2 separate regions of the Homo sapiens genome follow, and region 1 is linked to region 2. Evidence: chromatin loops called from intact Hi-C (ENCODE). Cell type or tissue: heart right ventricle. All regions are shown on one strand. Links, peaks and the distances in the headings refer to the core of each region. The heading gives the core; the rest is flanking DNA.

Region 1 (16,441 bases), core at 4,077-12,076, 360 kb before region 2:
GATGCCTGAGAGACCTTCTGAACCATCACCGTTTTGGGTGCCTGTGAGAATATTTGAAACTACCGGCCGGGCGTGGTGGCTCACGCCTGGAATCCCAGCACTTTGGGAGGCTGAGGCAGGCAGATTACTGGAGGTCAGGAGTTGGAGACCAGCCTGGCCAACTGATGAAACACCATCTCTACTAAAAATACAAAAATTAGCCCAGCATGGTGGTGGGCACCTGTAATTCCAGCTACTGGGGAGGCTGAAGCAGGAGAATCGCTTGAACCGAAGAGGCGGAGGTTGCAGTGAGCCGAAATCATGCCACTGCACTCCAGCTTGGGTAAAAGAATGAGACTCCATCTCAAAAAAAAAAAAAAAGAAAAGAAACTGCCCATATGCATGGCTAGGACAGCCTTGATGTTGTATTTAGTCTTATGCAGGGCAACTCCTCTGAAGTCCTCCTCTCACTTCTCACTATCTTACACTATTTGTGATAGACAATGGAGAAAGAGGGTTTTCTTCAGCAGAGTTGGAGTATCTACTCTGTACTGGATGCTAAGGATACAGTGCTAAACAGGATCAGCCACATAATTTGCAGGGACCAGTGCAAAATGAAAATATGGGGATCCGTTGTTTGAAAAAGCAGGAAAAGGTACCATTAAAGATATGAAAATATAAAGCTTTTCCTTTTCTTTCATGATCTTTCTGTCTCCCTGTCCTGCTATTTGCTATTTAATGCCATGCATTTTCAGGCAAGGAAATATAGCACAAGTGGAAGAAGCTGCACCCTGCCCACTAGCTGCTGGGTACCTCTCCTGCTAGTCACCTGCTCAGTGCACTGTGCCTTGGCTGGGGCTGGGGAAATCAAGCCAGGTATCTCCCCCATCCCAAGGGCCTGCAGCCCTAATCCACACCCAATGCATGATGCCCAAAGATATGGCAACCAATGTGCCAGGATGCGTTAGGCCTATCGAACACACTGTGGCACTGTCATGCCCACCCACTACAGGCACACACACCTGACTCCAACCCTCGCCTCTCCCAGGCCCCACCAAGGATGGAAATCAGCAGCAGAGATGGGGAGGAGGGGGCCAGGAGGGGCCAAGCCTCCAGGTCCCCAGTGCATGCTCCATGATCCCATCAAATTTCACTTACAAAACACAAATTTTAAGATAAAATTATTTAGAATTTTAAGACAACCACTAGAGCATTAAGCCCCAAGCACAGGGTTCTCCTAAGTGCACGAAGCCAGCCCTGTTGGTAATAGAAAGATAGGAAGATGCCTCCCCTTACCTATGAATATAATTTCTTCTAAGGGCTAAGTAAGACATAAACAAAGAGGTCAGGACAAAGAAAGGCCGAGAAGGTGAGAGACTTGTAGAGATGGTAGGCAGGTGGCTTCTTGGATGACAAGTCATTGAAGCCAAGTCCCAAGCTATGAGAAGGTAGCATCCAAGGGAAGAGCTGGGAAGATTGTTCCAGGCAGCAGGGACAGCCTGTGCAGAGACCCTGTGGTAGGAAAGAACCTGGCTCATTGGAAAAACTGAAAGAAGGTTTTGTGACTGGGGCCTGGGGACTAGGGAGGAGAGTACCATGGGAGATAGTAGGAAAGGTTGATAGGGGCAGGCAGATATTTGGAGACAGGGTAAGTTTTATCATCATAGCCTTTAATTTCCCCAAGTGGTAGCTGTATCTTTCTACTCCTCCCCATCTTGGGTTAATTTCTTCCTAAAAGGCAGAGGCTTTAATCCCAAGGAAACCTTTAATAGAAAAATTTACATTTTAGTTCATTTGTTTCCTTAAAACGGGGTTTCATCTGGTAGCTATCAGACCTGTGCTGGCACCTGTTGTGGCAGTTAATTTAAAACTCAGAACACTTTGTGCCTTTCATTTGCCCCCTTGAAATATAAAAGCCTAGTGCCACCGTTGCAACCTTATTGAAAAGAGCTTATCTAAAATTGGGGAATATCAGCCCACAGTAGGCATATAATGTGTTTTTCTCCTACACACTGCTGTGAGATAAGAAAATGGTTTCTAGGGTTCTCATTAGGTGATGTTTCTGGGAGTCTTTGCCCTGTTGTGAAATGGCCTTAAAGGTGAATGCTTTAAGTAATGAGCAGCCAAAGGCCCCGCTTCTGGCAAAGAGCAAGAAATTGCTGGAAAGGTCAGATGGGTTTCAAAAATGTTCTGCATTTGCCTCAAATAGTGACACAGGAATTATTCAGCTTACATAAGAGCTGTTTATAGGTGCTTGGAGAAAATCAAGGTTGTGATTGTTTTGGCTATTTAATGGGGCATATCTGTCCCAAATTTATGGGGGAAAAAAAAGAAAGTAAGTTTTAGCCAGAGAAGAAAGCTTAGGGTCACAGGAGAACAGAGCTTCGAAACGGCCTGGACAGTCCCAGCAGTCATTAGCTGGGATCAAGCAATTGTGACATCTTCATCTTGTGTATTGTAATGAACTGATTAGTCCACCCCTCGGAAAACATAGAAAAGCAAAGACAGCCTTCTCCTGGGAGGTGTAAAGAGTGAACGTTTAAAATGACTGTCTAGGTTCCTCTGCTCCGTTTTATTATTTAAGTACTTATATTGGTGGCTTTTCCCCCCAGAGGTAAAAAATCATTTGCTTCCTTTTTAAAGAAGAACGTGACCCTCTAATAATAAGGCACAGAATTAAATGCCACTTAAATTTATTATAGTTAAAAAAAATTTTTCTAGAAAGTGGCTTGAATTTTAGAACCTGACACTATCATGTAGGAAATACCTATAAATTTAGAGATATTGAAGTTATTGAAAAAAAATCCAGCAAGTTGACATTTAGATGCCCCTATTAAAAGTCAATTAATATTGTGGATTTTTTATTATATTGCTATAAAAATCCATTTGATTCTCATGTAGATGAGAAGTTTTGAATATTTAGATGTCTTAACTAATTTATTGGGGGAAAGAGGAGACAAGGTGTAAAATACAGTGGGCACCAACTTTGGAGCAAAAAGACATTTTAACTAGACAAAGATTTAGCTTATAATAGGCCATAAGTTTAAGGCTGTTTCTTAGGTTGATTTATTTATATCTCTCCAGTCCTTTCCAAATAATCAGTTTTCCTGATATGAAATAAAATATCTGACCTTTGATATGTCCGATGATAACGTTTAGTTGTTATCTATGCCAATCAGTTACCGCCAGCTTTGCAAATAATCACAAAACAAAATATCTTCCAGCTCTGCCTCCCAACTTAACCAATGCTACATTGAGGAAACTTTCATAGACCTGACAAATTGCATGTATGACTTTTTCCTTCTTTTAAAATTATGGTAAAATATACTTATTATTTTACTATTTTAACCATTTTTAAATGTACAATTCAGCGGCATACATTACATTCACGTTGTCTTACGTCCATCACTTCTATTTCTTAACCTTTTCATTACCCTACACAGAAATTCTGTAACCATTGAACAAATGCATGGCTTTTTGTTTATTTTTTGGCTGGTTTAATGGGGCTGTTTTCAGGCTTTTAAGAATCATAATGCTTGGTGGATTGATTTTTTTTTCCTTCCACCTCATGCTCTTCTCCATTCTATGAGTGCCCTGCCAGCTCCAAAGCCATGGGAATCCCCAGCTGTACACTTGTGCCTGGATTGGAATCCCACCCCTCCTATCCATGGGCTCTTACACAGGCCATAGAACTTGGAGTTATTGCCCATCAGAGTCAAATTCAAGCTGTTGACCTAAAAGCGAGCCATTCCCAGCCACTGGCATCTCCCAGCCCCCACTGTCTGCTAATGTGCTTATTATTTTTCTGTTTCCTTCACTATGCAGTCTCTTCTTGCAGCGTGCTCTTTCCCAGCTTCCTGTCAGCTTTATCCACTTACCTTCCTCTGATGAAGATAAAGGTTTTTTGCACAAAATCTGCTCAGCCGCATTCCATGCTGTGTGCTGGCAAGGGCATTGCTAATAGCTTTAAAATTCACTTAAAGAAATTGGAAACAGCAAGTCACGTGCAATCATTGTCAGGCATGTTGTTAATTACTTGATAGAGATGCTATATGGACTGCCTTTTGGTTGTAATTAGAGGTTTTTATCATCTTTGCCTTGCCTGTAAGCTTTTCCAAATTTCTTTATGAACATTACAAGTGGAGATGGATAGGCTAACACATATCAGATTACCTGCCAGTTTCCCTGAAATTGTCTTATTTAATTGTCACTCTTTGCATGCCACTTGCATTTCTTTGGGTGCTTGGATTAGAAAAATGATTTTTCATCGTCTTATAGTTTAAAATTAGCATTTCCTGCCACCAGTAAGTTTGGACTTGACCAAGATCTCATTCAGAAAGTTGTTGGAAGATTAAAATACTCTCACCTATGCTAAAATAAGAGCTTAATTCTTTGCAATGCTTTGTAGTATTTGACTTTGAAGCTGCCAGAAGTTTTAGTAGCCAAGTAGTAGTAGGAAAACTACTTCAACCACGAAGAATCTGAATTAGGAGCAAGCTCTAAACCACTGAAAAATATTTCAAAATTTGTTTGAATCTGTAAGGGTCTTCTTTTGTAAAGAAGTAAAAAGAGTTTGAGGAAAGTATTTCTTATTCCACGATGATGCTATTAAAATATTAATATTATAAATATTAATATTATAAAATAATATAAATTATTTTGATATTACCAATTATAAGTTAATTGGTAATTTTCCTGAGTGCTGAATCTGTATGTCAGATTTTTTTCTGGGGCTATGTGTGTCTATCATGTAATATTAGGTTGGTGAAAAAGTAATTGCCACTCAGTGGCAAAACCGCAATTATTTTTGCACCGACCTAATATTTCATGCTCAGAACAGTCTTGAGACAGGTATCTTCATTCTTCTTGTTTTACAAGTCAGAGAACTGAGACTAATAAAAAGCTTGTTTTTGTCGCTTACTTGGGGCAAAGGAAGAAAGGTTAGAATAGATGAATGCTCCTTCTGGTTTCATTTTAAAGTTAAATTTACTCTATTTTAATCTCATCTCACTTCCTCTAGGAGAAGGTTGGCTCGCCCTGGTTTCGGGTGCCTCCCAGTCTGCTCAAAAAGAAAGCCCAGGCCTCCTTTATACCAGCTTCTAGGACTTTCATATGCAAACGCATCTGCTGGGAATCTTGCTAAGAGGCAAGTTCTGATTCATTTCCTCTGCAGAGGAGCCTGAGATTCTGAATTTCTAAGAAGCTCATGGGTGTTGCTGGTGCTGCTGGTCTGTAGACCACACTAGGAGCAGCGAGTATATTTCTGTATTTCACTCCTTCCCAAAGCCATACCTAGTCCTCTTCAAGGTACTGCTACATTTCTCTCTTATCCTTTAATACTAGTCAGCTTGGAAGAACAATCTGCTGCAGCTTTCTTTTCTTTCCTTACTATCTGTGCTATAGTTTATCTTCTTCCCCCAGCTCTCCATGAAGCTCTTCTGTCAGAGGATTTGTAGGGCCTTTCTGCCATCACATCCAACACATACTGTCAGTTCTCACCTTTCCCTCTGTTCTCTGGGGCATCGAACTAACCACCCCCCTCCATTGGAAAATGATCCTCTGACCTCACCACTCTGGTGCATACACTGGGTAATCTCATGACTTTGGCAACTCCCAAATCACCCATGCGTCTGCTCCAGAACCCTGATCTGGGACATCTCTGCTCAAATGTCAATATACCTCAAACCTAAGGTATATGAATCCAAACTCTTGCACTTTCTCTTTCTCCTTCTCCTCCTCTTTGCCTTTCCAGTCTTTCTTAACATAGGACACCTTAGAGATGCTTTAGACTCTGCTTCTCACACACCCGCTGTCAATTCCTTCCAGTTCTAACTTTAAATTATTTCTCATATCATCCCCTCCTTATCCACCCCAGGCCCCCGCATCATGTTTGCCAGGATTGTTATACCTCCTTCCATAGATTCTACGTCCCTCCACTTTTTTCTTCCTTCCTGCAGTCCTTTCTTTTATAATACGTTCAAGCATTAAAATTTTTCTAAAACCTTGATTTGATATATATTTTCCTAATGGGTAAAGTTCTGACGGCTTCCCAGTAAAGAATATGGTTCTAGTCACTTTGCCTGGCCTCCAAGGCCCTTCACAGCCTTTTTCACACACACCACTTCCCACTGTAGCCGGCTCTGCCCAACCCAAACGTCAGCCAGACTGCCTCCCAAATACATCTGGGAATGTTCTGCTGCCACGCCTTTGCATTCACTGTCTCCTCCTTCTGGGCTACCCTTCCTGGTATGGTCAATTAAACCCACCTCACCTGTTCACTGATTGGGTTGTAGTTGTCATTTCTAGATTTCATATTATCTACCTCACTTTGTAGCATATGCAATTAATTTATGTCACTTCCATATATGCCACTTAAAAAATAAGTATATATTTGCTTAACTATGTGGCAGCCACTTTCCCCAGAAAAGAGAGAATGGCAGGAAACCTGAAAGAGCATCATGATAGCATCTGGAAAATGCAAAAATACATTTCTTCTTTTCTGTAAACACTTCAGCATTTGTGAACCCAGGGCACATTTCCTCCCTGGGACAGCCAACAGCACTGTGAAGATATGGTTGACAAGAGTATCCAGCTTACATTAAAAATGCATCTAACTAAAAGGGTTTAAGTCAACTGCTCTTTCTTGCATCTTCATTATGTTGACTTTACAAATGGGGAAAAAGCAAGTTCAAGAAGGAACGTCTCTGTGGCTTCCTATAAATTGCTTCAAAATGAAGCCTCTTCCCTTCATCCTTGTAGATTTTTCTTGGTGACATTCTCCTTTCTGAGTGCTTTGAGCAGCCACTCAGATGCCTGGTATCTCTGTGACAATCACAGTAATCTTTTCTTTGTTAATTGACCTCCTCTGAAGTACGGAGAAAGTTTTATCTTCTACCCTGGATTATAAAGCAAAGGCAAGGCATGCGTGTTTGTTCTCTTCTGTTCTCTAAGGCACTAGAGTTTAATTTACGGTAAAATAAGTACCATCAAAAGCAATTTCCTAAGCCCCTTGGTGTCCAAGGAAAAATCTGCATATGTAATGATGAAAGCTAGAGAGCAGTGCCTTCTTTGGATTGACCCAAAGCAAGTAGCATAGCTTCTGAATCTGCACTGAATAAACAACAGGTTGTGGCCTGTCCTCAGAAACAGTGTAAGTTAAAGATCCCATAAATTCTGTGTCACTATGTAATGGTGTCTTATAGCAACCTGGGGTCCTTTACTTTTGTTGCTGGGGGGCTGTCCAGACCAGCCCTGAGGATATCCAAGGGCACTACCCAACTCCTTAAAGTGTGTTTAGGTATTTAATTGAGCTTGCCTAGGGGATTTCTGAGACAGAGGAGAATTGCCACCTTTGGGGTACATGATGTTTTAAAAAATGGAGTTGAAGACTGTCAGAGATTTAAAAACAAATACAATAATAACAACAAAAGCCTCAGATGAGCCAGGTAGTAAATGTGTGATTTGGCCATTCTGAGACGCCTAGATGAATGACAGTCACTATAAACGCGTAGGAGAGGTTGTGTCTATCTAAAGTTGTCCACTATTTTTTTTAGAAGAGAATGAAGAGTTGAGACTCTCCAGTGGATTTATCTCCTTTTCTTTGTGGCTTTGCTTTAAGGATGGGCCCAGGGTTTATATCATAATGTGTTTTCTCTTAGAAACAGGGAAACAATCTAATGAACTAAACCTGTGGTGGTATGCATATAATTGTTCTTGAAATGAATTATAAATACAGTACAATTAAATAGACACAGTTCTGTGAAAAACAAACTTGATAAGGGAGCAGCTAGCTCTTCCCTGCTTCTATCTCATACCTGCGTCAGACATAACTAATCATCACATTCTTATCCTCAGAGTCCACCCATGGCTCCAGAGTGCTCTCAGTGTTATCACTCCAGGCAGCCACTGTCAATCTATCAAAGATGCTCTTAATGTTGAAAACCATTTGTTTGCCATTTTCGCATAATGGAAAGAATGCTAGGCTGTGATTTAGGACATCTGTGTTTAGTCCTTAATGCTACCACTAGCTAGCTTTGTGTGGGGGTGCGAAGGGATGGTTTCTGTTTTTTGGAAGGGAAGGAGGAATTCTTTTTTTGTCTTTTTCTCTCTTCTGGACTGTTCTTTTCTATAAAATGATTGAATAATCGTTGAGGTCCATTATACTTTTAAAATTACACTCTTTAAGTTTTATGAACAACCTATTTATAAATTTGAACATTTCCATTTTTAAGGGCAAGAAATAAGAGTAAGAGGTTTGCTGCTCATGAACTCAATGGGTATCTCTGTGTCCAGCTTTCAGTCTTATAGGAGATAGAATCCTGCCCTCAGGCCAGGTGTGGTGGCTTACGCCTGTAATCCCAGCACTTTGGGAGGCTGAGGTGGGCAGATCACCTGAGGTCGGGAGTTCGAGACCAGCCTGACCAACATGGAGAAACCCCATCTCTACTAAAAATACAAAATTAGCCAGCCATGAAGGCGCATGCCTGTAATCCCAACTACTTGGGAGGCTGAGGCAGAAGAATCCCTTGAACCTTGCGGTGAGCCGAGATCACACCATTGCACTCCAGCCTGGGCAACAAGAGTGAAACTCCATCTCAAAAAGAAAAAAAGAATCCTGCCCTCACACATTTTATTAATTTTAATAAATTGTATTCTCTTCATTCTTGGTTATTTCTAAGTCAAGGGAAAAGTTTAGTCTCTGAAGTGATAAACTCCTGGCTGAGCACTGTGACCCATTTACCCTCTGCTGTGCCTAATGACCGCACATAGTCTTTGTGTCAGAGGGCTCAGAGCCATGTAGGAATCATTAGAGAGCAAGAAGTCTGTATGCATAGAGGTGAGAGCACGGGTATCTGCATCAGTACAGGCTGGGGCCACATTGCAACTCTGCCATTTACTAAACATGACTGTGGGCAATCACTTACTCAAGCCCTAATTCCCTAGCTGTAAATGAAGAATAATATGAGTATGTAATTCTTAGGATGATTGGCATTAAATGGAATAGTATATATAAACAAGCCATCAGTGACCAGAAAAAATTATAGAAACAGCTTGTGCTCTTATTTTGTTGGGAGAGAAAATGTTATGGAACATGTTAAGAAAGTAATATGAATGCAAGGGTCTTTGGCCAAAGTATGCGTACTAGGTTGGGAGCAGGGCTTGGGGAAGGACACTGTTTCTTTAGACAGATATATCATCTGGTGATGCTGTTGTACCGGATGCCAGAGATACAGAATCAATTAAAGACAAGACTTGACTTTTAAGGAACACACAGTATGGTGGGGAAAGAAGTGGAAATATCAACCCTGCTTCTCCATGTGCTTTTACAGAGGCAAGCGTGCACTCTGGGTGATGGGGTAGGCAGGAGGGCCAGGGGAGAACTTTCTATGTCAGGCTTGAAAAGCTGGCTAGAGAGTATGTCCAGGAAAGAACAGGGTGGAGTATGCAGTCAGCATGATTGAGAAGAGAGCCAGACAAAGAAGTTAGACTAAAATTTGGAAGCCTTCCCAAGCCGAGAGACTTATGTGTGCAGAAAACCAAAGGTCTGAGACTTCTTGCCTGGATCTTGAACAAGAGCCAAGGAATTCTGCTTGAATTTCAACAGAGGCTTCAGAATATGGAGGGTCAAGGGAGGTGTTAAAACCAGATCACAAAGGGCCCGCCCCAGGTGCTAACCTCTGAGAGGTTTGAATTCTTTCAGTCATTATAGCCTGTTGGCCACTGTTTTGACAACAGTGGCTTCAGCCAGGCTGGCCTTCATGCCCCAGTGGTTTTAGAATCAGGGCATTCTCTGACAGGTAGTCACAATGGCCAAGGGCAAACTGCTATGTCTAGTGATGGGGGAGTATTAGTAGAGTTATTAATAGTTAGACCCTGGCCTCAGGTCCTACCCCAAGGATGGTGGCTTGAACTTCTTCATAATTGGATTGCCCCCAGTAAAATCACATTACAAACAAAAGAGTTTATTGGAACACCTGGTGCCTGTATCTGTATTGGAAATTGTATTCCAATGTACTACCCTGTCCCTTGCAGCTAATCTAATTTCCTTTCCTTCCCCTCATCATCTACCCCCGCCCCCCGCAACTCATACATGTTTAGTTTTACAAAATAATACCACCTATAGCCATGTATGAATCATATTTTTCTTTTATAGTGAACGTGAGTCCCCACCACATTTGTGAAAGGGGAGTTGAGTTCACACAAGGCATTGGGAGCACAGGCCTGGGCTGGGGTCAGGCAGGGGAGATGGGATTTTTGGGGGTTGCTCCATCCATCTGGTTATGTTATTTGAGGAGGCTGAGACCAAGGGAAAAGGGAAAGGCTTGGGCCTGTTCAGCAAACTCTTATTACAAAGACCATTTTGAAGCACTCTGCTGTGCCAGCACAAATCGTGATTGGCTTCTCAGGCTGAGCCATGCACCGATGAAGGGTTTGAACAATTCCGACAGGTGCCTGGCCTGAGCTACAGCGGGCTGGTGGATGACTCCCCTCGGTATTCCTGGAGAGTTATTGAATGTGGCCAAGCAATGAAATAACAGTGAAAAGGGAAGTCACTTTTTTTTTTTTTACTTTGAGAAGGTGTATGCTGGCAAAAAGGAGCCTGTCCATGCCAGAGAGACCCTTGTGGTCATATTCTGCTAATTGGTCTCTTTACAACTTGAAAACATTGATAAACAGAAGGAATTTAACTTTTCTTCCTTGGGGGCTGAAAGAGCATGGATGCTCAGAGTGGCAGTTTTATTTGAAGTTGCTGGGTTATTCTGATATACAATGACAGTATCCTAAAGAAATGAGATCTTTAAAAGCCAGGACCTTTTTCAAGCAGTCTAAGCTCAAAGGAGCAGAGAATTATTGAAGGTAGAACAGGATTCAGGCCACATTTCTTTTAAATGCTCATGGAAGTCAGTCTTGATAGTGAACAGATGTTCATTCAGTGCTGAATTATTAGGTTGGTGCAAAAGTAATTGCGACTTTTGCCATTACACATAGAACCTAAGTTTCTGCTCTGAGAATAAAGGCTAAATGCTGATTAATCCATTCTGTAAGACTTGGCCAAAATGTGTTTTTAACCATTATTAGCATGTAGTTTCTTTTAGCCCCATTTTAATCTCTTGTGGGTTATAACCCCACTTGGGATGCAGTGAAGAAAAAAGCAACATGGTTCAGAGAACTGGACCTTTCTTTTGACAGTTTAAAATTCTACAACTATTACTGACCTTTTACAACTATTACAACTACCTTTTCAGTCAGTGGTCCCCAACCTTCTTGGCACCAGGGACTAGTTTCATGGAAGACAGTTTTTCCACGGACTGGGCGGGGCAGAAGTTGATGGTTTTGGAATGATTCAAGCCTCTTACATTTATTGTAATGCTATTATTACTACATTATTATTATTATTACATTATTATTATATTATTATTACATTGTAATATATAATGAAATAATTATACAATTCACCATAATCTAGAATCAGTGGGAGCCTTGCAACTGGATGGTCTCATCTGGGGGTGATGGGAGACAGTGACAGATCATCAGGCATTAGATTTCTATAAGGAGTGCACAACCTAGATCCCTCTTAAGCAGAGTTTGCAGTAGAGTCCATGCTCCTATGAAAATCTAATGTCGCTGCTGATCTGACAGGAGACAGAGCTTAGGTGGTGATGCAAGTGATGGGGAGCAGCTGTAAATATAGATGAAGCTTCACTCACTCACCCACCTCTCCCTTCCTGCTGTGAGGCCCAGTTACTAACAGGCCACAGACTGGTACCAGTCCTGGGGTTGGAAACCCCAAGTTTTAGATCACAGTTCTATACAGATTCAGGATTTGGCCAAAGTAATGCAAATTCACCCTTCTTTGCTTTGATTTCATCTCAAAGTGATGTCATTTGGCTGTGTCCCCACCCAAATCTCATCTTGAATTGTAATTCCCATAATTCCCGTGTTTCTTGGGAGGGACCCAGTGGGAGGTAATTGAATCATGGGGGCAGGTTTTCCCCATGTTGTTGTCATGATAATGAATAAGTCTCACAAGATCTGATGGTTTTATACAGGACAGTTCCCCTGCACACGTCCCTTGCCTGCCACCATGTAAGACATGCCTTTGCTCTTTATTCACTTTCCGCCATGATCGTGAGGCTTCCCCAGCCATGTGGAACTGTGAGCCCATTAAACCTCCTTTCCTTTATAAATTACCCAGTCTTGGGTATTTCTTAGAGCAGTGTGAGAATGGACTGATACACAAAGATAGTGATGATTTAGGGATTCATGGCAGCATCTAGCCAGTTCCATACCCTAAATGTCATTGACATTCAATAAATCCTTAAATAGGAATTTAAAAATCTTGATTTATGGGTGATTTTTTGCTCATGAGCGTTTGTTTTCATTATTTTTGAATGTTGGAGAACATTTTTGCACATTAGGGAATACTGTTGGCTCAGCAGCCCTCACCAAGCAGACTTTAATTTTAATAATCCAAGACTATGGTTAATCCAAGACTGTGGACAATCCAGGAATTATCTGTCTCACTTTTAGCATGCATTTCTGTTTGTTCATTGGAGACTGCTTTGTCAGAGATGACATTCTGAGTTAAGAAGATGGATCTTGGAACCAGAGAGACCCGGAATTTATATTTTTTGCTTCCTAGTTATGTGTCCTGGAGCAAGATACTTCCTCTTGCTGAGCCTTGGTTTTCTCCTCTGCCTAATGGGTATAATAATAGTCTTTATAGCTAACATTTAATTAGTGCCTACTGTGTGCCAGGCACTGTTCTAAATGCTTTGTCATTTAATCTATAATACAACCCCATGAGGTGTATCAAGGTATAATAATGATGGTGCCTGCATAATAGAATATGATCCATTATTAAGCAAGATAGTTCATGAAAAACATTTCACATGCTGTCTGATACATTATAAGAACTCAATAAATATATGGTATCAATGGTAGTTACTGTAGTTATCTATTGCGTGTAACAGATTGGCCTAATATTTAGTGCTTAAAAAAAACCGATTGTCTCACACAATTTCTGAGGGTCATAAACCTGGAAGACACTTAGCTGGGTAGTCCCATGAGGTTGCAGTCAAGCTGTCTACTGGTACTGCAGTCATCTGAAGGCTCAGCTGAGGGTCGGCTTCCATGACGGCTCACTCACAGGGCTGTTTGCCAAGGCCTCAGGTCTTCACTGGCTATTGGTAAGAGGCCTCAGTTTCTCTCAACATAGGTCTTTCCAAAAGGGATCCTTGTGATACGTCAACTGGCTTCCCCCAGAGCAAATGATCAAAGAGAGGGTACGTGTGTACAAGAACAAGCAAAAAATGGAAGATGCGGTGTCTTTTATAACCTAACCATGAAAGTAGCAGCCATCAGTCCTGCCATCTTCTGTTGGTCACACACAACAACCTTGGGACAGTGTGGGAACATACTACCTGATATGGTTTGGCTCTGTGTCCCCACCCAAATCTCATGTTGAATTGTAAACCCCAATGTTGAAGGGGGGTCCAGGTGGGAGATGATTGGATCATGGGGGTGGTTTCTCATGGTTTAGCACCATCCTCCTAGTGCTGTCTAGTGATAGAATTCTCACAAGATCTGGTTGTTGGAAAGTGTGTAGCACTTTTCCCTTCACTGTCTATCTCTCTTCCCTGCTCTGGCCAGGTGAAGATGTGCCAGCTTCCCCTTCACCTTCTGCCATGATTGTAAGTTTCCTGAGGCCTCCCCAGCCATGCTCCTGTATAGCCTGTGGAACTGTGGGCCAATTAAACCTCTTTTCTTTATAAATTATCTGGTCTCAGGTAGTTCCTTATAGCAATGCAAGAACGAACTAAGATATTATCCAAGGGCCTGTGTACCAGGAGGCAGGGATCATTAAGGCCATGTTGGAGGCTGACTGCCACAGTGGTCTGTGTTTCTAAGAATGTTAAATCACATTCCAAAACCATGAAGGTGGGAAGCTGAGCTTAGGAAAACTTGCCTGAAATTAAGGATTTGCCACCAAAAGCCTATCAGCCTAAGCAATCAGTCTGTGGTACATTTTGCGGGTAGGTGCAACCACCATGCATGTTTGAAGGGTGTTTCCTGTGGCTTCTAATTTGCATATCCTGAGATGGTATCAAACGCTTGCATTTGCTCCTTTGCCATTTCTTCACTCCAGCTTTTACTTTAATATTCTGGTACATATTTTTTGATCATCCAGTACTGTGGGCATGGCTCATCTTACAGTCAGTTCTAAAAGTATATAGCAACCCCTAGGTAAAAGTTCATTTCATTACCAACTGGCTGAAGGCAGTGAATTTATATTCAATCACCCATCTGAGTGTTTTCCCCCGATTTTCTGGGGATGGATTCACTGCAGTATTCCCTTAAATGGATTTTTTGGCCTTTCTCTCAGGCCTGCATTTGACATTTTCTCAAGAATGTTTATTTTTTAATTTACAACTTTGAGAGGTTTATTTTATGAGATGGGTTTTATGCAACAAAACATAATGGGTTCAGAGTTGGGGGGGGAACCCTGTGAATTTGAAATTGACTGCCATGAGGAGGAATTATTCATTTCATTTGTGGGAGAAAAATGACAGCTAACAGGAAAGTAGAAAGGTTTCAGGTCTCAATTCACAGATGAACAAATCGCCTTTCATAAGTCAGCACGCTTGGTGTTTTGTATTTGCCGTAAATATCTGTGAGGCTTTTGGAAGGATGTGATTAGGGTATGATCTCTCAGTGGAGGGTTTTTGCAGGGTCTTCTTGGTTAAAGGGGCCTTTTGAATTAAAACGGAAGAAAATGAAGGCCCTTGCCTCATGAACATCAGAGCTTGGAGCCAGACTGGCCTGTCTTTATTCCCTTTCTTCTGTGTAGAGCTGGTGGTCCCTTCTGTTTTTCAAAAAGAAGATGCTTGGATACTCAATGCCTGGACTTGCTCATTCTAATAATATAATGGTGAAATATTAACTTATCTAAGTACTGGAAGCTTCAATAACCATTCTGCCTGACTCTTTGAGCAGAAAAGACTGTGGAAAAACCACTGTGCTCTCATTTTCACCCTCACACCCCACAACCCTCCATTAATTTCCAGGCATCACCCTTCATTAGCCACCCCAGGGCTGAAGGACTGTGTTATGAGGCTGCAGGGTCATGAACCTCACCATCCACCCCTTGGTTCATTTCACAGCTTGCTCCTTTCTTAATACCTTATGGCCCATTTTCCCCCCTTCACTTCGCAAGGGGAACCTTTCCCAGGGCCTGAAATGGATGGGGCTCCTGCTGCTCCTCTTTTGTTCAGTGCCTCCCTATTCTGTGATCTTAAAAGTGTACACCCTTGCCACAACCATAGCATTTGCTCAGTACTCTCAACATAAACCAAGCTTAGATCGCAATGAAACTGCGGACCTGCAGGCTGCCTTGCTTCACTGAGTCAATTTTTAAATGAAGATGGAACACAAGAGGATGATCTTATTGTTCAGTAAATTTACTCTAATACATAAACCCCATGGTGGAAGATGGTATTTGGTGAGTTTAATCTGCTCCACCTTTTTTAATGAATAAGATAATTATAAGATGTGATTGTATTTGCTCATTATACACCACCGATAGCAGTTTGCTTTAGAAATACTGCATAGGTAAAGTAAACTTCCTAAGCTGATCAAAGCAAGGAGAAGGGCGCACCTGCCAAGCACTGGGAATTTTCCCATCTGTCTGTACCATGAACCATGTTACCTTTGATCTTTTTCTTTGGTGATTGACAGGCTGGTGAAAACCATAGCAACTTCTGAAAGTGCCTATCAACGTGGCAGTGGGAGCAAAATTAATGTGTGTTTTCCCCCAAAGAAGATACTAGGTGTGTAAAGGAATGGTTTAGAAGCATCAGGGAGACAGGGTAGCACTGTGGTTAAGAACATGGACCCTAGAGCCAGATAAGCTTAGGTTTGAGTCCAGGCTCTACCGCTTAGTAGATGTGTGACAAGTATATTAGTTATCTGTTACTGTGTAATAAATTACTCCAACACCTAGTGACTTAAACAGCAACCATTTATTATGTCACACAGTTGCTGAATGTCAGACACCCAGGAGTGGCTCACCCGAGTGGTTCTGTTTCAGGGTCTCTCACAAAGCTGTGTTAGGATGTTGACTGGGGCAGCAGTCATCTGAGGCTTGACTGGGGCCAGAGGATCCACCTCGAGGTTCACTCCCATGGCTCTTGGCAAGAGGCCTCAGTTCCTCACCACGTGGGTCTGCTCCTGGCATTTTACTCAGAGTGAGTGCCTAACTTCTCTGAGCCTCTGTTTCTTCATATATCATATAAGGAAAAGAGTAGTACTTCAAAGGATTATAGTGAAGATTGAATTTCAATGAAAGTGCTTAGCATGTCATCTGATTCATGATTAAATTCTCCCTTACTCTTCTTACCATTTTTATCATCATTGTGATCGTCACCTACCCCATAATTCCTATAATGTTTAAATGGGCCTA
Region 2 (16,441 bases), core at 4,106-12,105:
ATCAGTGAATGGTTAAACAAACTATAGGACATCCATATGTTGGAATATTACTCAGCAATAAAGAGGAACAAACTACTGATTAGCAACTTGGATGAGCATCCAGAGAATGATGCTGTGAAAAAAAAGCCAATCTCAAAAGGTTATAGACTGTATGATTTTATATATAACATTCTTGAAATAAAATTATAAAATCTGGCCAGGCGCAGTAAGTTCACGCCTATAATCCCAGCACTTTGGGAGGTCGAGGTGGGTGGATCACCTGAGGTCATGAGTTTGAGACCAGCTTGGCAACATGGCGAACCCCATCTCTACTAAAAAATACAAAAATTAGCTGGGTGTGGTGGTGTGTGCCTGTAATCCCAGCTACTCGGGAGGCTGGGGCACAAGAATCACTTGAACCCGAGAGGTGGAGGTTGCAATGAGCCGAGATGGCACCACTGCACTCCAGGTTGGGCAACAGAGTAAAACTCTGTCTCAAAAAAAATTATAAAATTGAATGCACACTCATTCTTGAAATAAAATTATAGAATTAAATACACACTCATACACATACATACACACACACACACACACACAAATGTGTACAAGTTAGCTGGGAAGACCTGAATAAGATCAGTGCATTGTACCAATGTCAATATCCTGGTTGTGATACTGTACTACAGTTTTGCAAGCTATCATCACTGACAGAAATTGGGTAAAGGATACATATATTACTTTTTCTTTTTTTTTGAGACAGAGTCTCACTCTGTTGCCCAGGCTGGAGTGCAATGGCACAATCTCGGCTCACTGCAACCTCTGATTCCCGGGTTCAAGCAATTCTCCTGCCTCAGCCTCCCGAGTGGGATTACAGGCATGTGCCACCATGCCTGGCTAATTTTTGTATTTTTAGTAGAGATGGGGTTTCACCATGTTGGTCAGGCTGGTCATGAACTTCTGACCTCAAGCAATCCACCCACCTCAGCCTCCCAAAGTGCTGGGATTACAGGTGTGAGCCACCGCACCCAGCTGATCTCACTATATTTCTTACAACTTCATGTGAATCTATAATCATCTCAAGTTTTTTAAGAAAAGGGAAAAAACAGAATTTCATTTTTTGTTTAAACGGGTTTGTGTATCAGAGCCTTCTCTTTTTTGCCTCTGCCGTTGCAGAGGCAAAACATGCCTGGATTAGTCGGCTTGGAGGATAAAAGATATGTGCACCAGAGCCCATCACCCTAGGTGCTCCAGCTGAGGCCACCTTAGATCTGTCAACAGCAAACCCATCCTCAGTCATGTGGAAACCCATGCAAAATCAGCAGAGCCGAGCACCAGCCGACCCCAAACACACAAGCAACTAATACTTACTGCTGAATACCACTGAAGGTTTTGTGGCTGTTTGTTATATACCATTATCATGGCAATAAATAACTGATACAACAGCCCAGTCTCAGAAAATACACAGCCAAGTTAGCTCCATGGAGGCAGGCAGACCAGCATCACTGGGTTTTCCATATAGGGATACAGCTGCTCCCACCATTTTTTGTACTTGAGTCTTGTGGCTCAAGTACAAAAAATTCAAAATCTCAGGAAGTGTCTGCTTGGCTTAGCTCAGATTCTGTCCTCAATGAATATGGGACCCCCTAAGGAAAACTGGAATACAATAAAAGAAGGGATAATAGCCCCTAGCCAGGCAAAAATGAAAGATGTCCTCTGCCAAGACCAACACGTAGTATTTACTTATGCCAGAGTGAGGGATTCACTTCTAAAACAGATTTTAGAATTCACCATTGCCATTTTTAAGTCATTTTAAGGGAGAACAGCTTTGGGAAAGTAGACCACATTGAGAGTCAGTGTAACAAAATAGTTAATAATAAATATGTTGACCCTAAAACTAGACTGTGTGGGTTTGAACTCAGCTTCTCTGCAAAATTACAAACTTCTTGAGTTGAGCAATTAATTAATTTGAAAAATGACATATCCTACACCCAGATATGAAGAGATTTTTTCAATGTCTATTACCACATTTAAAGCTCCAAAAGTCCTGAAGTGCAGAAACCTGTGTATGTGGGATTAACTCAGCATACCACTCAGGTTACTACGACAGAATGGTTTAGGGGCAGGCTCAATTTGTATCCTGGCTCTGTGTAACCTTGGATAAATCATTTAACCTCTCTGTGCCGCAGTGAACTTATCTGTAAAATGGTGATAGTAACTGCACCTATCTCACAGGGTGATAACTTAGTTATTCTGTGTGTAAAGCATTTAGAACAATGTCTGAAGCATAACAATTTCCAGTACATGCTGATTATTATTAATTCTTTAATCCTTTGCTTGCATAAAGAAATTCTTTGCTTTATCATTCCTCCTGGTGGATGAAAACAGAATTTACAACATTTGACCTGTGAGTTTTAACAAGAGGAAAGGCCATATGTCAAATTTCATCCCTTGGCAATTGAGAGGGAATAACTAAAGAGCATCATAAATCCCTAAATCCTGATTTTAACAGCTACAGCGACTGATCCTTTGATACCTAACATCCCATTTCACTATTGTAAATGTCCAAATCCTTTCAAGGTTTCACAAGGATACTTTATGGCCATTCCTCCATTGATCACATGGCTTACTGACACAACACAGCTGAGCCAACCAAGTCTTTCAGTATACAGAGCAGCTCTCTTCTCTGTTTGTGGGCATTGGATTAATAGTCAATGGTTGCCATGGCTGTGTGGTCATCACACATTGGGCCACACAGGATTAGATCAAGGGAAGCCTCCTGATAGAGTGGGCTAAATAAGTAATTTTTCATCTCTGAAGACCTAGGTTCAAACCTCACTGACACCACAAGATAAAACAGGTTTTGTGGTCTCAGTCCATCCCACAATTTGTCAAAATCCAGCAGAAATGAAATCCTTCTTGAAGGCCATTAATCAAGAACACGAAGTCATCACAGTCAAGGATTGATGGGTTATAGGGAAGCTAAGAGCTACAGTGGGCATCGTTGGCCTAATTAGAAATGGCTTCTTTTTGTTAAGAACTTCTCCAGAACATAGGCTCAGAAGTAGACAAAGGCACAGACAATAATACTACCAGTCCCCATCCCCTCCTCCCTACCCCTGGCAGATAGTCACCTACTTTCTGCCTCTAGAGAGCTGCCCATTCTGGACATTTCACATAAATGGAAGTAGATAATATGTAGTCCTCTGTGCCTGGCTCCTTTCACTTAGCATGTTTTTAAGAAACATTCATGTCATAGTATGTACCAATACTGCATTCCTTTTTATGGCTACATAATATTCCAATGTAGAGATACACCACATTTTATTTATCTGCTCATTGGTAGATGGACATTCATTTTGTTTCTACATTTTGTCTAATATGAATAGTGCTGCATGCTTTATTTTTTTGTTTCTACATTTTAGCTCACATGAATAATGCTGCATGCAAGTTTTCATACACAAGCATGAAAACACATGCACAAGCTTTTGTGTGCACATATGTTTTCAATTCTCTTGGGTATATATATCCAGAAGTGGAATTGCAGGATCATATGTAACTCTATGCTTAACCTTTTGAGAAACTGACAGTTTTCCAGTGTGCACCATTTTACATTCCCAACAGCAGAGTATGAAAATTCCAATTTCTCTGCATCCTCACCAATACTTGTAATTGTTTTTCTTTTTTATTATAGCTATCCTTATGAGTATGAAGTGGTAGCTTATTATGGTTTTGACTCGTTAAACATATTTTATGTGCTTACTGGCCATATATATTATATATTTTTATATATATAAATAATCTTTAGAGAAATATCTGTTCAAATCTTTTGTACATTTTTAAACTGGGTTATTTGTCTTTTATTGTTGAGTTGTAAGATTTCTTTATGTATTCCAGATACTAGTTTTTTATCAGATATATAATTTGAAAATATTTTCTTCCATTTTATGAATTGTCCTTTCAATTTCTCGATGGTATCCTTTGAACCAACTTTTTTTTTTAAATGAAGTTCAATTGATCTAATTTTTCTTTTGATGCTTGTGCTTTTGGTTGGGGATTTCTTTTAAGTGGCAAAGCCATAAAGAAGACAGGAAATTTTGAATCACTCATAAATTCTATAAAGGCTGCCTACTTGATGTTATGAACAGTCACAAACCCTTCAACCCACAGTCTGGGGTATGTATATCTTTCAGTTGGCCCACAAAGTAGCTTTGTTTTAATGGAGCTGAGGTAGGAAGTGGGGCTCAACTCCAGAGGCAGGGCTCAGACACAGGAACAAATTGAAGACTAGCTAAAACAGGGATGGGGGTGGAAGAAGTTTCCCATAAGACACACCCACCACTGGGCCATGTCAGTTTACCATTGCCATGGCAACACCCAGATGCTGCCACCCCATTCCATGGCAACAACCCAACAACCTGGAAATTACCACACTTTTCCTAGAAATTTCTGCATAATCCACCTCTTAGTTTGCATATAAATAAAGTAGGTATAAATATGACTATAAAACTGCCTCTGAGCTGCTACCCTGGGCACACTGCCAGTGGGGTAGCCCTGCTCCACAAGAAGTAGCGTCTCTGCTGCTTTGCACTGCCACTTCAATAAAAGTCGCTGTTTAACACCACTGGCTCACCCCTGAGTTCTTTCCTGGGCAAAGCCAAGAACCCTCCCAGGCTAAGCCCCAGTCCTGGAGCTTGCCTATCCTGCATCAGAGCCAAGGTTTAAAAATCTGGAATTTCAGCCTCTACAGAAATATTTGAAAAACTGGCCATATAAGGCCATCTATTCCCACACTCTACAGGAATCAAGAAGTGGCTACCACTTTAGCTGGGCCCTAGACAGTATTTACTATTCTCATTATTATTAGCAGCTGCCTCAGAGCCTCAGAGGCCTAGTTCCTCTCTCTGTATCTTTACAATAAATCTTCTCCTTGTAGTAAATTGAATGCATTGCTTATAACCTACATATTCCCAATAAAATACATAGGAGTATTTTCTTTTAGCAGGCAGACCGTAAACGACATTAATATGAAGGGAAGAGAGAGAGCCCTCTTCCTCTTTACTCTGGTATTTCCCAATAGAGCAGTAGCAGTACTCTCCACCTCCCCTTCATGTCCTACCCTGGGATGGTACAGATGAGGTCTTTGAGGGTGGATAGAAGGAGGAGGCAGGGCAGTGGGCTCAGGACTAAATCCTTGGCCCAGCCCTGCCTCAACTTTTACATTAAACCCAGGAGTCTTATTTTTAAAATGGAAACACCAGCTGCCTAGGTATTCTATTAGTCAGCATTCTCTTGGTTATGGATGGCAAAAAACCTTGCTCAAAGCAGCTCAGGAGAAAGGGGGAATTTACTGGCTCACATTCCCAAATCAGGGTGTCAGCAGTGTAGGCATGGGCCCAGGAATAGCTAAGGCCATGAACTGGAGCTCTCTCGACTTCCCACCCATCTCCTGTCTCTGCATTTCTCTGCAGCACTTCTGCAGTCTCTCTTCCCACAGAACTATCTGTCAAATGCCAGAGATCACAGAGGCCTGACACACAACTCCCAGACTCTCATCCCTATATCCTTGGCCAGAGAAAACAGGGCCTTTTTCTCCCCAGTCCAATTTGAGAAAGTCCAAGGAAAACCTCTGATTGGACCAGCTTGAGTGACCAATTGCATTCACTCATGGACCAATCACAGCAGCCAGGGAATGGGATATTCTCATCGGCCCACCTGGGTAACAGACCAACCCTTCCAACCATGACTCTGGTCAGAGAGATATGGTTCTGTTATTTAGATCAAATGGCCAGGCCAGGTGCAGTGGCTTTTGCCTATAATCCTAGCACTTTGAGAGGCCAAGGCAGGTGGATCACTTGAGGTCAGGAGTTCCAAACCAGTCTGGTCAACATGGAGAAACTCTATTTCTACTAAAAATACAAAAATTAGCTGAGCATGGTGGTGTGTGCCTGTAATTCCAGCTACTCAAGAGGCTGAGACATGAGAATCGCTTGAACCCAGGGGACGGAGGTTGCAGTAGGCTGAGATCGCACCACTGCCCTCCTATAGTCCAGCCTGGGTGACAGTGCGAGACTCTGTCTCAAAAAAAAAACAACAAAAACCAAACCAAACCAAATAAAACAAAAAGGCTAAAGTGTGGCAGGAGGAGGAGAGGATGAGACCGGCATGAGTTGATCACTGAAGGTGTGTAGACATGCCTGGGATGCATTTCTTAATATATAAGAACTATTAGGAATGAATTTTTTAAATGATGGTCAAAGGAAGAATGTGTATCTGGCACTTGCGTTGTTTCAAATAGCGTGCCATTTACTTTTTAATGTTTCTTATGGTCTTGTAGGGTATTCTTTTCCCTACTTTGCAAACAAGCAAATTAAATCCAAGATAAATTAGGTAATTTACCCAAAGTTCCCAAATGGACAAGTGACTTCGCTTCTACTAAGGATAATGCTAAACTCTTCACTTGTGCCACCATTCCATGCTGTTTTGTTTTGTTTTGTTTTGTTTTGTTTTGTTTTGTTTTGTTTTCCCCTGGAAAGACGAAGGTTTAGAAACAGCAGCAGAATTCATCAAAGCCTCTGCTAAGCCCCTCCACCCAGACCTCCGGCCCCTCATGTAGAGGAGATCTCTATAGACCTGGATAGCAAACAGTTACCTGGCTAGTCAGCTCTGACTAATTTAAATTGGCCTAAAACAATAAAGAAAGAAGACATGTGAAGCTGCCTCTGGGTTGAAAGATTTAAAAAAAAAAAAAAAAAGATGCTGTGATAAATCGACAATGTCTGTCATGAGCAAAGGAAAGATAATTTAATTTCACCCCCAAATTACTAGACAAGAGAGTATCACCCTGATTATTTTGACCTCTAGATGATGTTTTTATTTTCTATTGCTATCCAACTTTCCTTTCAACATACTTTGGAATAACATTACTTTCTTTCCTAGCATCCTTCTTTCTGTACCCCCGAGTTCCTGAAATGCTGCCATGGTTAAAACATCATTTATTAAGATCCCCTGTTACTATACTTTGCTCTTCATTCTTAGCGCCTTGTGGCCACTCTGTTTCTCTTATGCAAGTGGGGGTCTTACATTATTCTGTGCACATCTAGCTCCCGCATAGCTCAAAGCATGGATCTGCAGCCTGCAGCCTCTTTCTTATTTATCAAGACTTTCCAGGAAGAGCAGGGTCTTCACCATCTTCACCAGCACAGCTTTCTCATAACCCATGCAATAAATATAATCATACATAAGTAATGCATATACAAAGAGATTCCTTTGCCATTGAAAAATGCACAACTGTGCAGATCCCAGATGCACACACACACATATACATGGCTTCCTAAACCCTATAAAGAAGTGCTATAAACTCCAACTTTTTTAGGATGTGTGTGTATGGAGAGAGAGAGAAAGCTTCCAAATTTATACATTCTACTCCAGTCCATTAGTGAGAAATGGGTGAAAAAAACAGTTATACAGACATATAATAGGATAACACACAGCCACAGTCATCAAACAAAGCAAGCAGTGGATCTACAAGTCCTCGTATGGAAAAGTCTCCACCATAGGTCATTAAGCAAGCAAAGCAAATCGGCCTATGGAAAATTGTCAAAACATAACAAGGGTGTTCAAAGATAATGGGCAGTCACAGATACCAATATCCACCAACAGGGAGCAAAGCAAAGATGTATGAACAGTCCCATTTCTGATAAGACAATAATATATTAGCATATATCTTACAAGTAAATCTGAAGGCCAGGCATGGTGGCTCACACCTCTAATCCCAGCACGTTGGGAGGCCAAGGCGAGCGGATGAGTTTGAACTCAGGAGCTCAAGACCAGCTTGGGTAACATGGCGAAACCCAGTCTCTACAAAAAGATAATAGTAATAATGGTAATAATTTTTTTTTTTAGACAGAGTCTCGTTCTGTCACCCAGGCTGGAGTGCAGTGGTGCAATCTTGGCTCACTGCAACCTCCACCTCAGGTTCAAGCAATTCTCCTGCCTCAGCCTCCTGAGTAACTGGGATTACAGGTGACTGCCACCATGCCTGGCTAATTTTTGTATTTTTAGTAGAGATGGGGTTTCACCTTGTTGGCCAGGCTGGTCTCGAACTCCTGACCTCGTGATCCGCCTGCCTCGGCCTCCCAAAGTTCTGGGATTACAGTCATGAACCACTGCACCTGGCCATTATAATAATTTTTTAAAAAATAGCTGGGCATGGTGTTGCACACCTGTAGTCCCAGCTACTCAGGAGGCTGAGGTTGGAAGATTCTTGAGCCCAAGAAGCAGAGGCTACAGTGAGCCAAGATTGCGCCACTGCAGCCTGGGTGACAGAGTGGGATCCTGTCTCAATCAATCAATCAATCAATATGTGAAAGACTATATGCCACCATAAAAAGTCATAATCCATGGGAAGTGAGATCACGAGAGACGTTTACTTTTAAGGTTATACATTTCTATAATGATTGAATGTTTATTAACAGAAATGGGTTAAGATTTTTTAAAATCTACTTCGTAGAAATGGAGGTGTCATTTAGATTTAAAATTCCACCTGAGGCCTCCCTCAGAAAGAAAGGAGGGAAGAGGGGAAAGAAGAGAGGGAAGGAGGGAGGGGAGGGGAAAGGAAACAGGGAGGAAGAGAGAAGGACTACATTAAGCTCCTCCTTTAATGTAGAATCGTAACCACTAGGATTATTTTCAACTACCTGCATAAACCAAAACTATCAAAGGCTAACTTTTTAAAGTTGGAGATGAAATGCAGCAATGTCCTGAAATATAAAAGGCCCTATATCCAGACACAGCCTCTCTCCCTAAGTGCCTGGGGGAATTGGATTCCTCCTATAGCCTCTCTTTCCCACCTCTCTGAGGTTCCTGAGCTCCGCCTGTGTATGTCAAGACACACTTTTCAGTGTTCCGGTGCAGCCCTGTGGCCTAGCAGAGCTCACATGGCTTCAGTATTTCCATTTCCCGCCTCCCCGCCGGGATGACAGCGAATTCTCTCCCTACACCCCTGATATTTCCAACTGTTGTATCTTGAAAGAGACACTCAGACTATTTGGCCCAACCATCATGGTCAATGGAAACGGGCTTCTTTGACATCTTTTCTCTCCAGATTACTTCTCCTCTGATCACTCCTCATGCCACTGGATCCCTTCGGCCCTTGGACGACAATCAGGCCTCACCTTGAGCCCCTCGGGGAGCCATCCCAGGGCAATCTCCTCATGGCCATCTGTCACATCTTCAGACAGGGCAGAAAGTTGTTCTTCCATCAAGTGGACTATTCATTCCCCTCCACAAATTAACTCTCTGCTCCTCTCATCCAGGTCCCCGCTGTGTTATTGTTGTGACGCGCTCCATCCTTCCAGTCGAGGTGACTTTTCATGGTTTTCCTAGAAACCTTGGTTTGCTACCATGTATGCCTTGATTAAAAATGTGCTGTCGGGTGAAACATACTATTCAGGGGAGGGTTATTTGTTAATTAGTAAAACAAATCAGGTCAAATATTTCTCATAAAGATTTTGCACATCTGCAATTCTGAAATGGCTTACATTTAGCTTCTTAAGTGATTTTTTTTATAAAGAATAAACACAAAAGAAAATCTACTTTTTTTAGACAAGTTCTAGAAGTAGTAACAACAGAGACCTTATTTGTTCCTGTATCAATATTTTTTCACACAATCATGCATCAAAAAAATCATTATTTTTAAACTATTGCTTTTGTTTTTGTTTGAATTTAAAAGTAGGGGCGGTAGGGTGTAATGGTTCATGCCTGTAATCCTAGCACTTTCGGAGGCCGAGGCGGGTGGATCACTTGAGGTCAGGAGTTCAAGAGCAGCCTGGACAACACAGTGAAACCCCAACCCTACTAAAAATACAAAAATTAGCCAGGCATGACTCGGAGGCTAAGAATCGCTTCAACCCAGGAGGCAGAGGTTGAAGTGAGCTGAGATCGCACCACTGCACTCTAGCCTGAGTGACAGAGCAAGACTCTGTCTCGTTAAAAAAAAAAAAAAGTAGGGGCTACCTAGGTGAGAGAGGCCATTTGACCCATTCTATTATTTGGGAAGGCTTTTTGCTTTGGACCATCCACCCAATATTTCATAAAATTCGGATGCTTTTTGGATAAGAGGTCTTCAAACACAGGGTTTACTCCATTTATACAATACCTCTTTACCTGTTCCTAAAATTATATGGGCAAGTTGCTCACCTCTCTCATGGGCCCTGGCTGAGAGCAGGAGCCTCCTGTCTTTATTCACTGTAGCTCTCTTAGCATGGTGCCTGGCAGGCAGGAGCAGCTCAATGTGTGCTGCCTTAGTGAACTGCCATGTGTTATGTTCTATTTTTATTCTTTTTTTAATTTCTTATTTTTAGAGACAGAGTCTCACTTTGTCACCCAGGCTGGAGTGCAGTGATGCAATCATGGCTCACTGCAAGCTCGACCTCCTGGGCTCAAATGATTCTTCTGCCTCAGCCTCCTGAGTAGCTAGGACTACAGGGGTGTCCTACCACACCTAGCTAATTTTTTTAGTTTTTATAGACACGGGGTCTCACTATGTTGCCCAGGCTAGTCTTGAACGCCTGGACTCAAGTGATCCTCCCTCCTCAGCCTTCCAAAGTACTGGGATTACAGGTATGAGCCACCTCACCCCGCCATATCTTTATTCTTGATTGGTCTTCAATCAGGCCATGGCTCCCCCCAGCCTTGAGGAACTGGAACGGACAGACTGTGTCTCACTTATCTTTTTATTCCTAGAAACTGGCACAAAAGCCCTTAACACTTTAAAATTTTTTCCAACCTCCAGCTATAAGCCAGGCATTGTGGAAGATACAAAGAGAAGAAAGGTAGGATTGCTGCCTGTGATAACCTGCCTTTTATTTATAGTAACAGTGATAAAAATGACTCAAATGCAAATGTTTAATATGAAACTGTGTTAATGCCACGCATACATTACTTCGTTTCATTCTCCCAACAGCCCCTTGATAGAGGGTGTCTTCCCCACCCCCACCCAAACCCGCAATTTTACAATCAAGGAAACTACAGCTCTGAGCAATTAAGGAATTTGCCTTGGTTCTAACTTGCTGTCAGCTAGAGAGGGCAGAGCAAGGATGCCCACCCAACACAATCAGGAATATTGAGCAATACTTGGCAGTGTGTGGTTTCACACGCAGGATGATGGGAGGGCCAAGAAGGACACACCATAATCAAACAGCAGTGAGGGCCACTGTTCCAACAAAACTGCTAGGGTTGCAAGTGACAGAAATGGAAATCCAACTCAATGTGGCTTTAAAAAGAGAGAAAGGAAATTCATTGGCTCAGTACATGGAAAAGCCCAGCCATCTGAACGTAGCTGGATCCCAGATGCTCAAACAATGTCAGGAAGGCTCATCTCTAAGCCTGGGTTCCACTTTCCTCTGGGTTCCTTGCCAGGCAGGCGTCTGCTCTGATGATGGCACAGATGTCACCAGCTCCAGGAGCACATCTTGCAGCTTAGCATCCCCAGCCAAAAAAGAGGGCATCATTCCCGGGAACTCCAGCAAAGTCCTGAGTCTGACTCTTATCCCAAGCAGACTGCTGTGTGTGTGACTGGCCTGGGTCATTTTCCCACCCCAGTCAATGTGAATGAAGTTGTGGATCAATCTCCCCAAGCGGACATGGACCTCAAGAGGAAAGGATTAACCCCAAGGCACTGGCCACCAACAGGCAAAGATAGCACAATTCAACTCTGGCCACCATATTTGTTTAGCTTCTCTCCCAGCCTGATACAATAAAATAACATTTTAAAATTAAATGTTAAGTTAGTAAAAGTAATTGTTATAAATTAAATAGTAAAAATTAAATTATTTCCATTTAAAAGATGTAAATAAAGAATATAAATGAAAATTTTAAATATATGAATGAAATAATTTTTTGAAACTACGAGCAGCTTTATGATAGGCTGGCTGTGAGCTGTAAACTAGAAAGGGAGAGAAAGTTACCTGTAAATTTTTCTTTGTCCACAAAAATAAAGGCAGATGTCTGAGTGAGCACCAGCAAATGCTACAGAGGCACTTCTTATTCCAATGGCTGGGAAATGGTGAATTAATCAAGAATCTGTCCAGATGAGATACAAAAACAAAAAAATATATACACAATATTTTTGAAAATAAACATTTTATTGTAGAGTGATTTTAGATTTACAGAAAAGTTTCAGTGATAGCACAGAGGGTCTCCTTATACCCCTCACTTGGTTTCCCCTTTTTTTTTTTTTTTTTTTTTTTTAATTTGAGACAGGATCTCACTCTGTCACCCAGGCTGGAGTACAGTGGTGCAATCATAGCTCACTGCAACCTCAACCTCCTAGGCTCAAGTGATCCTCCCACCTCAGCCTCCTGAGTAACTGGGACTACAGGTGCACACCACCATCCCCAGCTAATTTTTTTGGATCTTTTTATAGAGATGAGATTTTGCCATGTTGCCCAAGTTGGTCTCTAACTCTTGAGCTTAAGTGATCCACCCGCCTCGGCCTCCCAAAATGCCAGGATTGCAAGTGTGAGCCACTGCCCCAGGCCAGTTTCCCCTGTTATTAACATCTTATCATGATTTGTCAAAACTAAACTGACATTGGTACATTTCACCAATTTTTTCATTCATATCCTTTTGTTTGTTCCAGGACCCAATCTAAGCTACCACATTGCATTGAGTCATCATGTCCCCACAGTCTCCCATGTACTGTGAGATTTTCTCAGGGTTTCTTCATTTTTTTATGACCCTGACAGTCTTAATGAGTGCTGGCCAGGTATCCTGTAGAATATCTCCCATTGTGGGTTTGACTGATGCTATTCTCATCTCATCTGGGGCTACATACATAACATTTTGTTTTAACTTCAAACATATAGATTATCATCACTAGCCAATATTTTGATGAACGATGAATACCTTTAAGGATGGGTTCCCTAATTGGAGTTGCACATCTTCCTTGCATGAACCACAGCCATAATGTACCATCTCTGAATTCTGGATTCAAGTTCTTTGAAGAAGCTTTATCAATTAAGAATGCTTTGGGTTGCAATTAAGAATGGCTTAAGCAATGCAGATATTTAATAATCTTATATATCAAATACTCTCCTCTCTCTCTCTTTTTTTTTTTTTTTTTTTTTTTTAGACAGAGTCTTGCTCTGTCGCCCAGGCTGGAGGGCAGTGGCGTGATCTTGGCTCACTGCAACCTCTGCCTCCTGGGTTCCAGTGATTCTCCTGCCTCAGCCTCCTGAGTAGCTGGGATTACAGGCATGCACCACCACACCCAACTAATTTTTTTTTTTTGTATTTTTAGTAGAGACAGGGTTTCACCATGTTGGCCAGGATGGTCTTGAACTCCTGACCCAAGTGATCTGCCCTCCTCAGCCTCCCAAAGTGTTGGGATTACAGGCGTGAACCTGGCCCCAAGAAACATTTTTAGGGGAGTTAGGAAGTGAGATGGGGAAGGAAGGAACCCGTCCAGATGGCGTTATCAGGCCAGCTACCACTGTAGGCACCCGGAGCTTAACACTGCTGGGCAGCTCTGGGAAGCAGTGCAGAGCACACCCCAGAGCCATCACGCCAAGGGCAAAGGGCTGGGGGACTTATACAGTGGCTCCTGCCAGTCATCTGGGAGGCAGATCTGGGGGTGGGAGGGGGGGTGCTAATTCTCCAGCACTTTGGGTCAGAGTAAGGTGTGTTTGTTTACCTGAGTCAGAAAATCCTCAGGTAAAAGGATGCCAGTGTTGGCCGTTGGAATCAGGCCTGTGTGCACTGCAGTGCAAGGCAGAGAGGATGTGGGCTGGGTCTGGGCAGTGTCCACTGTAGTCTTTTTACCTGGACAGTCTGTTCTGTCCAGCACTCAGCACTCCTCTCTCCCCACCTTCTTGAATCATTGAGGCCCATCTAAGCTTACTCCCTCCTTTACTCATATCCCTGATCAGCAGGTAGTGCTGTTAGGACAGCGTAAATCTCACTTCTTATCTGTATTTCTCACAGAGCCTAGCACAGTGCTTTGATGGGTAGAAGCTCTCTCAGTTGACCCCCGTCTAGCTTACTTCCCGATTAGCTGCTGATGTACAGTCCCTCAGCGAAACCCCTACCTGAGGCCCCTCGCTCACCCAGGGCACAGGCACCCCCTACACCTCCCTGCTGCTGACTCGGTGCTCCCCTTGAGTGTCCTGCGTTTGTGCCTAAACCTGCTTATGTCAGCTGTGATATAATTTACAATAAATCAACTAAATTAAGTGCATTGAATAATAAATGAATTAAATTGAACATTATGTCATCTGATTAGACACAAGTGCAAACATGGTCTTTTTTTTTTGACACATGGACATGTATGTTTATTGTAGCACTATTTACAATAACAAAGACTTGGAACCAACTCGAATGTCCATCAGTGATAGGCTGGATAAAGAAAATGTGGCACATATACACCGTGGAATTACTACGCAGCCATAAAAAAGAATGAGTTCATGTCGTTTGCAGGAACATGGATGAAACTGGAAGCCATCATTCTCAGCAAACCAACACAGGAACAGAAAACCAAACACCGCATGTTCTCACTCATAAGTGGGAGGTGAATAATGAGAACACATGCACACAGGAAGGGGAACATCACACACCGGGGCCTGACGGCGGGGTTGGGGGGCAAGGGGAGAGAGAGCATCAGAACAAATACCTAATGCATATGGGCTTAAAACCTAGATGACTGGTTGGTAGATGCAGCAAACCACCAAGACACATGCATACCTATGTAACAAACCTGCACGTTCTGCACATGTATCTAGAACTTGAAAAAAAAAAAAAAGAGGAAGAAGTTCAAGTCCAGGCTGGGCCACACTGGTGGACCCCGTTCCTTTAAAAGGTCACCACCACTCGACTGCCAAGCTGAGATCTAAGGACCTCCAAGAAACATTGAACACGCTCTCTCTGCATGCAGATACAGAAACGGGTAGTCTCGTTTTGGGTTCTAGTCTTCCCAAAGTGCTGTAGACACAGCGAAAATGGGAGTGCCGAAAAGTCCACCTTATGTCCGCAGACCAGGAACTTCAAGGTAGTTCAAGGAATAGGAAAACCAGCATATCACAGATACTAGGTGTGCAAGCTACTCTGCAGTGTTCTTCCCTTCTAAAGGGGTGCACAGTTCGTGGAGCTACTGCAATACCAGGTCGATGTGTGGAGTGGAGAGAGCAAGCTCCTATTCCATCTCCCTGCTCCAAAAACCCATTTAATATATTGTCCTCGGATAGAGAACATATCAGATATTAAACTGATAAGAACAGTTACTAGACTTGATCTTAGCCCAAAGGTCAAGAAGCGTTACCGTTGCTTTCGCCCCCGCCGTCACCGTCCCACTCTCATCCATATTAAAGTCGCGGTGAGAGCCCCAGCCTCGCTCCTTGCCTCATTGCCTTTGTCTCGTCCACACCACTATTGACGCCATTACACACTCGGGCTGATTTCTTATTCTCCACGTTTTAAAAGGGAAATCTTACACCTGTGCTTGTTCCGGCGTTCCCGGGCTTTCATTTCGAGTTTGCATGCCCCGTGCTTTCCCACAGAGCGTGGCCTCCAGGGTTGACTCCACCCCCGGGGCCGCCTCCTCGTGGGGAGACTAGGCTCCACTGGGGTCGACTTCCTTGTTTTTATGGACCGAGAGAAAAGACAGAATTGAAAGAGACTGAGGGCTAAAGCGAGAGGGGTCTGTGGAAGACACCTGTTGGCGGAGAGCGGTCCACGCAAACATGGTCATTTTTAAGAAAACTAAGATAAGTGCTTTGGAAAGAAAATTTGCTAACAAAATTTGCTGTTAAATGGCTTTGAAGTGCTTTTAGGTTCACTCTTCTTTGGCAGACACTGTTGACTGGGTAACTCCACACCTTTTTCCCACCCTTTTCTTCCTGATCTGCTTCTGCTACAGATGCTGGAAAGCTAAGTGCATGAATTCCCAAGCTGTCTTCGTGGCTGGATATGTCTATGACCCACTTCTGACTAAAGAGTAGCTAAAAATCTGATGGGGAAGGGGGCAGTCTGAGAAAAATTGCTTTCCTGATATAGTGGACAGATGTACTTCAGCTTTTTCCTGCCTTGAATATAGATGTTATACCCAGAGGTGCAGCAACCATTTTGTGATCATGAGGCTACAAGCCAACATTGAAGACTAATAGAATGGAAAGAGAGACAATGCTTGGGTCTTTTGCGGAATCACGGAGCAACATTGATGTTGGAATGTCTCCCTTTAGACTAAGATGCCCTCGGCTGGGTGCGGTGGCTCACACCTGTAATGTTCCTAACTCCCGCAAAGATGTTTCTTGGGGCTGGGCGCGGTGGCTCACGCCTGTAATGTTCCTAACTCCCGCAAAGATGTTTCTTGGGGCCCGGCGCGGTGGCTCACCCCTGTAATGTTCCTAACTCCCGCAAAGATGTTTCTTGGGGCCGGGCGCGGTGGTGCACGCCTGTGATGTTCCTAACTCCC

The links. Hi-C counts contacts between places; a loop is a spot of excess contacts. Peaks named below come from ENCODE experiments on the same cell type or tissue, not always from the same donor. Only the 100,000 strongest peaks of a DNase experiment are listed, where the experiment ranks them.
Region 1: it touches region 2 in a loop (5-fold over the local background); 10 of 110 quality-filtered maps call a loop at or near these places.

The regions. Positions count from the first base shown.
Region 1 is chr3:73,473,495-73,489,935 of GRCh38, reverse strand. All of the region lies in intron 3 of PDZRN3 (PDZ domain containing ring finger 3), which reads left to right. Among named protein-coding and RNA genes, the nearest start is that of PDZRN3-AS1, 140 kb to the left of the region's middle. RefSeq lists enhancers at 4,832-5,365, 5,157-5,396. In heart right ventricle, for the core only: no CTCF peak of the experiment used is centred there; no DNase peak of the experiment used is centred there; H3K27ac peaks cover 2,209 bases.
Region 2 is chr3:73,109,838-73,126,278 of GRCh38, reverse strand. It overlaps LOC107986098 (a long non-coding RNA gene), which reads right to left. Exons shown (of 3, transcript XR_001740754.1): 2 at 11,943-12,057. It also overlaps the pseudogene RNU2-64P. Among named protein-coding and RNA genes, the nearest start is that of EBLN2, 56 kb to the right of the region's middle. RefSeq lists enhancers at 14,843-15,404, 15,405-15,967. In heart right ventricle, for the core only: no CTCF peak of the experiment used is centred there; no DNase peak of the experiment used is centred there.